2 separate regions of the Homo sapiens genome follow, and region 2 is linked to region 1. A link is a contact called in ENCODE Hi-C or POLR2A ChIA-PET data. All regions are on one chromosome and are shown on one strand. The core of a region is the stretch at or near the end of the contact, and the rest is flanking DNA. Distances in the headings are between cores, read along the strand shown. Region 1 has its middle 92 kb from the start of NEK6. Region 2 has its middle 41 kb from the start of NEK6.

The links. A loop is a pair of places that touch in the nucleus more often than their neighbours do. ChIA-PET counts read pairs that join two places held with the same protein, here RNA polymerase II (POLR2A). Pooled maps may share reads with other maps.
Region 2: a map of heart left ventricle shows a loop between it and region 1 (1.9-fold over the local background). The contact joins two enhancer-like sites. A Hi-C loop is called at or near these places in 1 of 168 maps with a recorded cell type or tissue (heart left ventricle) and 5 of 50 pooled maps. POLR2A ChIA-PET finds 5 or more read pairs at or near these places in 2 of 52 experiments (B cell and BJ).

Annotation. Positions count from the first base shown.
Region 1 is chr9:124,163,322-124,167,728 of GRCh38, forward strand. No RefSeq gene overlaps it. Among named protein-coding and RNA genes, the nearest start is that of NEK6, 92 kb to the right of the region's middle. Within about 2 kb of position 1,635, at least 3 of the 41 ENCODE cell types and tissues checked have a DNase peak (open chromatin) inside an H3K27ac peak, as active enhancers do.
Region 2 is chr9:124,214,808-124,218,963 of GRCh38, forward strand. No RefSeq gene overlaps it. Among named protein-coding and RNA genes, the nearest start is that of NEK6, 41 kb to the right of the region's middle. RefSeq lists enhancers at 2,224-2,303, 3,213-3,372, 3,943-4,156. Within about 2 kb of position 2,069, at least 16 of the 41 ENCODE cell types and tissues checked have a DNase peak (open chromatin) inside an H3K27ac peak, as active enhancers do.

The DNA.
Region 1 (4,407 bases), core at 385-2,884:
AGGCATGAGCCACTGTAACCGGCCAAGACTGGATTTTCTATCCAAGTTTTAGTAACTCCACAGAGGGCAGATTATGCTTTTCTTTTCTTTTGTGCAAAGAGCTGTTGAAATATGCAGATCACCCGGTGCCTCTCCCTTCTTTCAAATGTCTTTTCCCTTCAGTTTCTGCCTGCTTGTTGGTTGCTCTCTGTGGCTTTCAGATATTTGTTTACTATATTTTGCAAGAGTCTATGGTTGTCATCTGAGGCAGGATTGGTTTGATAGAGATTCAAACTACTCAGCTCTTGGCAAAAGTCGAACCTATTTTTACCTGCTTTTTATTCTCTTGGTTTTCAATCAAAGCTTGTCTTTTGTGGACCTGGTTTTTATTGATTGAGTGCTGGGCATTGTGTATGAAAAAATTATAGAAATAATTTGAAGCTGTGGATGATGTGATCTTTCTCCAGAGAGGATGTTCTTTTGCTTTTGGCAGACGGATAAGCTAGAGGCAGCTCATCTTATTCCAATTGGGGAGGAATTGAGATGATTCAAAGTTGGACTTCATCCTTGTGAGGGCTGATCTATTTCCAGGGTTCATTCAAAGGAAGCTGGGAATGTTTACCTGGTTCCCCATCTTTCACAGATCCTCAACTCCAATTTTTGTCCCCTAGCCTCTGAGACTGCTGAAATTTCTGCTCAGCTTCTTGGCCTCCAAACTGTTACTTCAATTTTTAAATTAGCAAGTCCCTTGAGTGGAAATTTGCTGCCAAATACTGGGCTCACCTATCTTATATTTTCTCCCACTCCAGATCTTGGCCCTAAACTTACACTATCTTGGTAGCTCTCCAATGCCTTCAAACGTAGTTTTTAATCCAGATTTTCTGGTTGTTTTTTCTCAGTGGGAGGGCTGATCCAAAACAAGCTATTCAGACTTTGCTGGATGTGGAATGCTACCACTCATTTCTAAATATTGCTATTTTCTCAACAGTTTCAGTTTAAAAAAATTTCTGGACTAAGAGTTAATTTTGATGTTGTTTATTTCTACTTCCATCTCATCAAACTCAGAGGAAGTGACCTATATAATTTATGATATGTGTTAAGATTTATTTTAAGGGATAATACAGTCAGCATTTTGTTTCATGGATGGTTGAAAAGAGTATCTATTTTCTGTTTCATGGGTAGAAAATTACATCTATCATCTGTCTTATAAATTAAACTTGTTTAGTGTGCCATTCAACTCCCTGTATCCTTATTTACTTATTTTCAATTTATTTATTTTTTATGTCATTTCTGAGAGAGGTGGATACTAAAACATACCATCATTTTGGGGATTTATTTATTTCTCATTTCTTTTCAATCAGTATTTGCTTTGTGTATTTTTAAGTCATGGTAAAATTACATAATTCAGTTGTTTTATTTTTCTGGTGGTTTGTCATATTTTCTCCTTTAATAAGTTTTACCCAAATTAATTTTTCTACGTTTGTACAAATACTACCTTCTGATTGTTATCATTTGTGTGGTAGAGTTTCCAAATATGGTTGCCAACAATTCTTCTTGTCCCTATAAGTGCATCTGCCTGCAGAAGTGGAGTCTAATTCCCTTGACCTGAAATCCAGGCTGGCCTCGTGACTTGCTTTGGCTTACAGAATGTAGCAGAAGTGACACGGTGCCAATTCCTTGCCTAGCCCTTAAGCAGTTCCAGGAGTTTTCAACATCGTGCTTTGGCAACACTACTGCCACGAAGTACAGACATTCACGCAAGACTGAGTGATGGGACATGGTGTGGAGAGAGCCTTCATATTGGAGCAGGTGCCAAATGTAAGTAAAGCTTCTTGGACCTTCCAGCCCAGCCACATACTGAATACAACCATGTGAGGGTCACCAGATGAGTCCACATGGAGCAGAAGGACAGCCCAGCCCAGCCCAGCCCTGACAGAAATCTTGACCCATACAGTACTGAGAAATAAGAAATCGTTACTGTTTTCCACTACTACGTGTTTGGGAGTTATTTGGTACTCAGCAATAAAGAGCTGAAACAATTTGTTTGGTATATTATCTCCCATTTATTCAAATCTTGAGACCATATTTTTATTAGGTTGTGTGTTTTCTCATTATTAAACTTTGGGAGTTCCTTCTTATCCTGGATACAAATCCTTTGTAAGATATACAAGCTGAAAATATTTTTTCTCAGTCTGTGGTTGTCTTTTCATTCTTTCAATAGTGTCTTTAGGCCAGGCATGGTGGCTCAAGCCTGTAATCCCAACACTTTGGGAGGCCAAGGTGGGTGGATTACCTGAGGTCAGGAGTTCAAGACAAGCCTGGCCAACATGTGGAAATCCTGTCTCTACTAAAACTACAAAAATTAGCCAGGCGTGGTGGCACACACCTGTAGTCCCAGCTACTAGGGAGGCTGAGGCAGGAGGGCTGCTTGAACCTGGGAGGCAGAGGTCGCAGTGAGCCGAGATCTTGCTACTGCACTCCAGCCTGGGCTACAGAGTGAGACCCTGCCTCAAAAAACAACAAACAAACAAACAAACAAACAAACCAATAGTGTCTTTAAAAAAGGAGGAGTTCTTAATTTTGGTGAAGTTCAATTTTTCGTTTTTTGTTTCTCTCATGGATCATGCTTTTGGTGTCATAGCTGAGAGAACTTTGCTCATCCAAGGTAACAAAGATTTCTGCATAGTTTTCTTCTAGAAGTTTTATAGTATTAGGTTTTACACTTACACCTATGATTCATTTTGAGTATGGTGAACAGTATGGATGGAGGTTCATTTTTTTCCATATGGATATGCAATTGTTTCAGTACTGTTTATTGAAAAGACTATCCTTTCTGAGTTTAACTGCCTTGCATATTTGTTGAAAATCAACTGACCATGTATAGGTAGGTCTATTTCAGAACTCTACTCTGTTCCATTGCTCTTTGTATCTATCATTCCTCTAACACCAACTGTTTTGACTACCGGAGTTTTATAATGAATCTTTTTTAAAAAATAATTTCAACTTTTATTTTAGATTCAGGGGTACTTGTGTTAGTTTGTTACCCGAATATATTGCATGATGCTGAGGTTTGGGATATGACTGATCCCAAGTCTTGAAACCAGGTAATATGAGTCTTTCAATTTTACTTTTTTTTCCAAAATTACTTTGGGTATCCAAGTTCTGTTGCCTTTCCACTTAACATTTTCAATCAGCTCATTCTGTTGAGATTTCAGTTAGAATAGTGTTGAGTCTATAGATCAGTTTAAGGAGAATTGACATCTTAAATATATTGAATTTTTCAATATATGAATAATGTATACCTCTCCATTTATACACGTTTTCTTTGATTTCTTTCATCAGTGTTCTGTAGTTTTCAGAACACATATCTTGCACATATTTTGTTAGATTTATACCAAAGCATTTTACGTTTGCCGATACCATTGTAATTGGTACATTTTATTTTGATTTACAATTGTTCATTGCTATTATACTGAAACACAATTGATTTTAATGTATTACATTGTATCCTGAAAACTTCATAACTTCATTCACTTTAGTTCTTGTATCTTTTGTTAGATTCTTTGAGATTTTTCTGCTAGACAATCATGTCCTCTCTGAATGGAGTTGTATTTCTTACTTTCCAAACTGTGTGTCTTTTATTTCTCTTTCTTGCCTCATTGCACCGTCTGGGACTTCACAAACAACATTGAATAGGAGCAGCAGTAGTTGACATCCTTGCCTTGTAGGGGGGCAGTGGTTGACATCCTTGCCTTGTTCTTCACCTTAGCCTGGAAGTATTCAGTCTTTCGCCATTAAATACAATGTTACTTGTAAGAGCCTTGTTGATGCCGTTTGCCAGGTTGAGGAACTTCTGTTAGTTTGCTGAGAGATTTTTTAATCCTAAATAGATGCTGAATTTTATTTTAAAACATTTATTCATATAATGAAATCATCGTGTTTTTTTCTTCCTTTGTCTTTTAATTTAGTAAATTAAATTGATTGCTTTATAAATGTTAAACTGACCTTGTGTTTCCATGAGAAATCCCACTAAGCCACACTTCTGTTTATATATTGTTGGATTTGATTTTCTAGTATTTCATGGAAGATTTTTGCAGCTATGTTCATGAACGATATTAGTTTGAAGTTTTCCTTGCTGTCTTCACAAAATGAGTTGGAAACTGGTCCCTATTCCTTTTTTTTTTTTTTAACTTTTATTTTAGGTTTAGGGGTACATGTTATATAGGTGTCACAGGGGGTTTGTTGTACAGATTATTTGTCACCCAGATACTAAGCCTAGTACCCGGTAGTTATTTTTTCTGCTCCTCTCCCTCCTCCTACCCTCCACCCTTAAGTAGACCGCAGTGTGTGTTGTTCCCTTGTGTTCATGAGTTCTCGTCATTTAGCTCCCACTTATAAGTGAGAACACGCTGTATTGGTTTTCTGTTC
Region 2 (4,156 bases), core at 819-3,318, 52 kb after region 1:
CGCTGGGAGCTCCTGTGGTGCCGGAGAAAGCCCAGGCAGGGGACTAGGGGTGAGAACATGTAGTGGGGACAGTCCACTGCAGGGCAGGGAACTCAAAGGTGCTCCAAGGAGATATGGGCGGTACATCAACAGAAGCTGCTACAGGGCCATGTTGAACATCCAGACCCACAGACAGACCTGAGGGTGGACACATCTGCCTGTGGACGGCGGACACGTGTACTACTCCTGGCCACATGCCAGATTCACAAACTCAGGGCTCCTTTCCCTTCCCCACAAACATCCCCCAACCTCCTTGATTCTGCATGTGCTGCTCCTCCTGCCTGGAAAGGCCTTCAGCTACAACCAACCTGAAAAATTCCTTTAGGTGCCTGTTTGGGCTCCACTCAAATACCATCTTGTGCACCAAGCTTTCCAGTCAAAAGGAATCCCTTCCTCCCCCCCAGTCCCTGGGGGCTTCCCTTGAACCCCAAACATGACCCTTACTGGCAGCCATCTGGTGTTACAACAACATAGATGCTGACACATCTGTCCCCCACCAGCCATGGGCTCCTCAAGAACAAAGAGCATGTCTGTGTCACAGCTGTACCCCCAGTGCCCAACACAGAGCCCAGCGTGGATGCGGTGCCTCAGTTTCCTCACATGAATCATGGGGGGATAATGGCATCCACTTCATCCTGTCCTGGGGAGGGTCTGATGAGTGAATGTGTTTAGACTGCTATACTTGGAGCAATGCCTGGCACTAGGGAAGCATCGGACACATGTTATTCTCATCAATATGGTTCTGAATGGACTTGGAAGACCCAAGTGAAAGCAGTGCCAGCTTCTATGGGGCACCTACAACTGCCCTGTGTCACCCTGTTTTACAGATGAGGACACTGAGGCCCGGGAAGGGTCACACAGCTAGACAGGGCACAGCCAGGACCTGAGTCCAGGTCTGTGACCACAGTGCCTGTGTCCTCTCCTGCACCATGCTGCTGCAGGCCCTCTCTGTCTCTCTGTCTCTCTCTGTCTCTCTTTCTGCCTCCCTGACGTTCTCCCCACCCAGGGGTAGCTCTCCAGAGGCTGTCGCAGGTAGTGGATGAAACATGGACCTTTTTTTTTTTTTCCTTAAGACAGAGTGCCGTGGTGTGATCTCGCCTCACTGCAACCTTTGCCTCCCAGGTTCAAGCAATTCTCCTGCCTCAGTCTCCCGAGTAGCTGGGATTACAGGGGCCCGCCACCACGCCGGCTAATTTTTGTATTTTTATAAAGACGGGGTTTCACCATGTTTGCCAGGCTGGTCTCGAACTCCTGACCTCATGATTCGCCCGCCTCAGCCTCCCAAAGTGCTGGGATTCCAGAAATGAGCCACTGCGCCCAGTCGGACATTGATTTTTAACAAACGTGGGTTCAAATCCTGGTCTGCCATTCACCAGCTATGTGACCGTGTTGGGCCTGTGGCATCCGCTCCCTGAGCCTCAGTTTCTCCACCGTCTCCTGAGGACTTGAGGACACTGTCTAAAGGCAGGTTTGCCATAGCACTGTGAAAGCATCGGCTTTGGGGCTCCTCACTTGCACAGGCCCTTTTGGAATACAAATTCACTTTCATAGGTAAGTTTGAATTTGATTCTTTTGTCTTCAGGCTCCCCACTCCAGTCTACCCCAAGACTCTCTCTCAGATCCTTCTAGCTGGGATGAAAGACCAGGGGCAGGGTGGCAGAGCACCCATGTTTACCCCACTCCCATACTCTGCCCAGAGGTCGGGGCCTGTCCACCGTTGGGCCTCATGTCACAGATGGGGACATGGCCTGGCAGGGCGAAGGGACTTCAGGAGATCATACAGTAAGTTAGTGTCACAGCCGGACTTGGAGCCACATCTCCCAGCTTCAAGGCTCCCTGTTGTGCTGTGGGGAAGGGGTGCACAGGGCTGGCCCGGGGACAGGGCCTGTTCCTCACTTATGAGTGCCGTGGGCTGGGGCTCAGAGGGTGACTTGGTGCCTTGTAAGGGGGCCAGGGGCAGCTGTGGGTGGGGGTGTCCGGGGATTACTGCTAAAATAAGTAGCAGCTTCCTCTGAAACGCCTCTGTGGTCTGTGGAGGGGAAGGAAGTGGAGGACCGGAAACAGGGGAGGCAGAGAGGTGAGAGGCTGAAACTTCTGCCAGCATAGCAGAGACCAAGCTGGGCACCCCCCACCCACCCAGACACAACAGTTGGCCTCTGCCAGGCTGCAGCCTTGGGGCTGCAACCAGGAGGGCCTGGGAAGCTCAGGCCCAGCCCTAATATGGCCACCCAGAGGCTAGAGAATCCCTCTAGGTTGCTCCTGGCTGGCTGGGCTTCTTCCCTTCCTCAAGACACCAGTCACTTCATGCACCATTCTCTTTGCCTGGAATGCCCTTCTCTACATTTTCCTTTAGGGCCCAACACCAATGTCACCTCTTCTGGGAAGCCTTCCCTGACCACCCACCACACACACACACACACACACACACACACACACACACACACACAGAGAGAGAGAGAGAGAGAGAGAGAGGCAGGACAAGACAGCCACAGACCTTCATCATGAATAGTGGCATTCACTGTGACAGTGGCGTTCATCCAGTGCTTCATGTTTATGAACTGCTCTGCATGGATGATCTCATTGAATGTTTACAAAAACACAATGTGTGGTTCTATCAATAGCTTCATGTTACAGACGAGTGAACCAAGGCTCAGAGATGAGCAACTTCCCCAAGGTGGCATAGTCAGAAAATGGCTGAGTGGGGAGTGTGACCCAGGTCTGACTCCACAGCTAGGTCATTGAACCATGCACTATCCTCTGAGACTGGGATGGGATCAGTGTTGTGCAACTTGCCTGCTCCAAGGAGGCTGCATTGTGACCCTAGCAAAGCTTCATTTTCAGCCTTGCCCTTCCCAGCACCCCTGGAGTAGCTGGGAGCTATAGAGTACTCTAGGGAGAGAGGGAAACCAGCTTGTAATGAGGAAGCATTTCCATGTAAACATTTCTGGTAAACTGTGTGAAGGGATCTCAGAAGTATCTCCAAGCCCTTGATACTGTCTTGGGTTTTGTTTTCTCCTTCTAAATAAATGCTTTTGAATCTAATTTTGTATTCTGTTTCTACAGATGGGGCTTCCAAAATTGAAAAGCTTCAGACTTCACAAATCCTAGGTCCACCCTGCGGTGCCCTGTGACTTAACCACAACCACTGCACTGCCTGGGCTTCCCCAGCCCTCTCCAAGGCCCGCTTTCACTGTACCGGGGTTTTCTATTTATGGATCCGCCCTGCTACCCGCCACTCCCACAACCCCCACCCATAGATGGGCCATGAGCTCCTCATGGGCAGAGGGCGAGCCCTGGTTTCTTGGTACCCTAGGGACTGCTTGGTATATAGAAGCCCAGGACAGATTTGTTACATGAGGGAATAAAGGAGTAAATGAATGAGTGAATGAATGAATATGGGTCCCTTCAATGCCATCAGGAAGTATGAGAGATACAACTCCAGCTTTAAAACTCCAGGTCAGCTGGGTATGGTGGCTCACCCTTGTAATCCCAATACTTTTGGAGGCTGAGGTGGGCGGATCGCTTGGGCCCAGGAGTTCAAGACCAGCCTGGGCAACATGGTAAAACCCCATCTCTACAAAAATTAACTGGGCGTTGTGGCATGCACCTGTCATCCCAGCTACTCGAGAGGCTGAGGTGGGAGAATTGCTTGAGCCCCGTTAGTGGAGACTGCAGTGAACTGTGATCGCACCACTGCACTGCACTGCAGCCTAGGCGACAGAGTGAGACTCTGTCTCAAAAAAAAACTCAAGGTCCATCTCCCTGTGTGCCAACCCTGCATGGGTGTTGAGGGTGACTGACAATTTGGACAGGGTTCAGCTGAAGCCAGTCTCTAGCAAGGAGGCCCAAAGCCCCTCCGGTCACTCTGCTCCCTACAGAGGCAGCACTCTAGGCCCCAGGCCTGGACCTCAAGGCTGCAGCAGGGCCCCTGGCCGCCCCCTATAGCCTTGGAAGCCCCTGAGAAGAGGCCCTTCAGTGCAGCTGCAGCAGGTCAGACGCCTCCTCTGGAGAAGAAGGAAGTGAAAGTGCTGTGGTGGGTGAGTCATCGGAGTGTCCCTCTGGACGGATTGATGCCATGAGTGGCATAAGAGGGACAGGCTGGGAGGGAAGAGACACC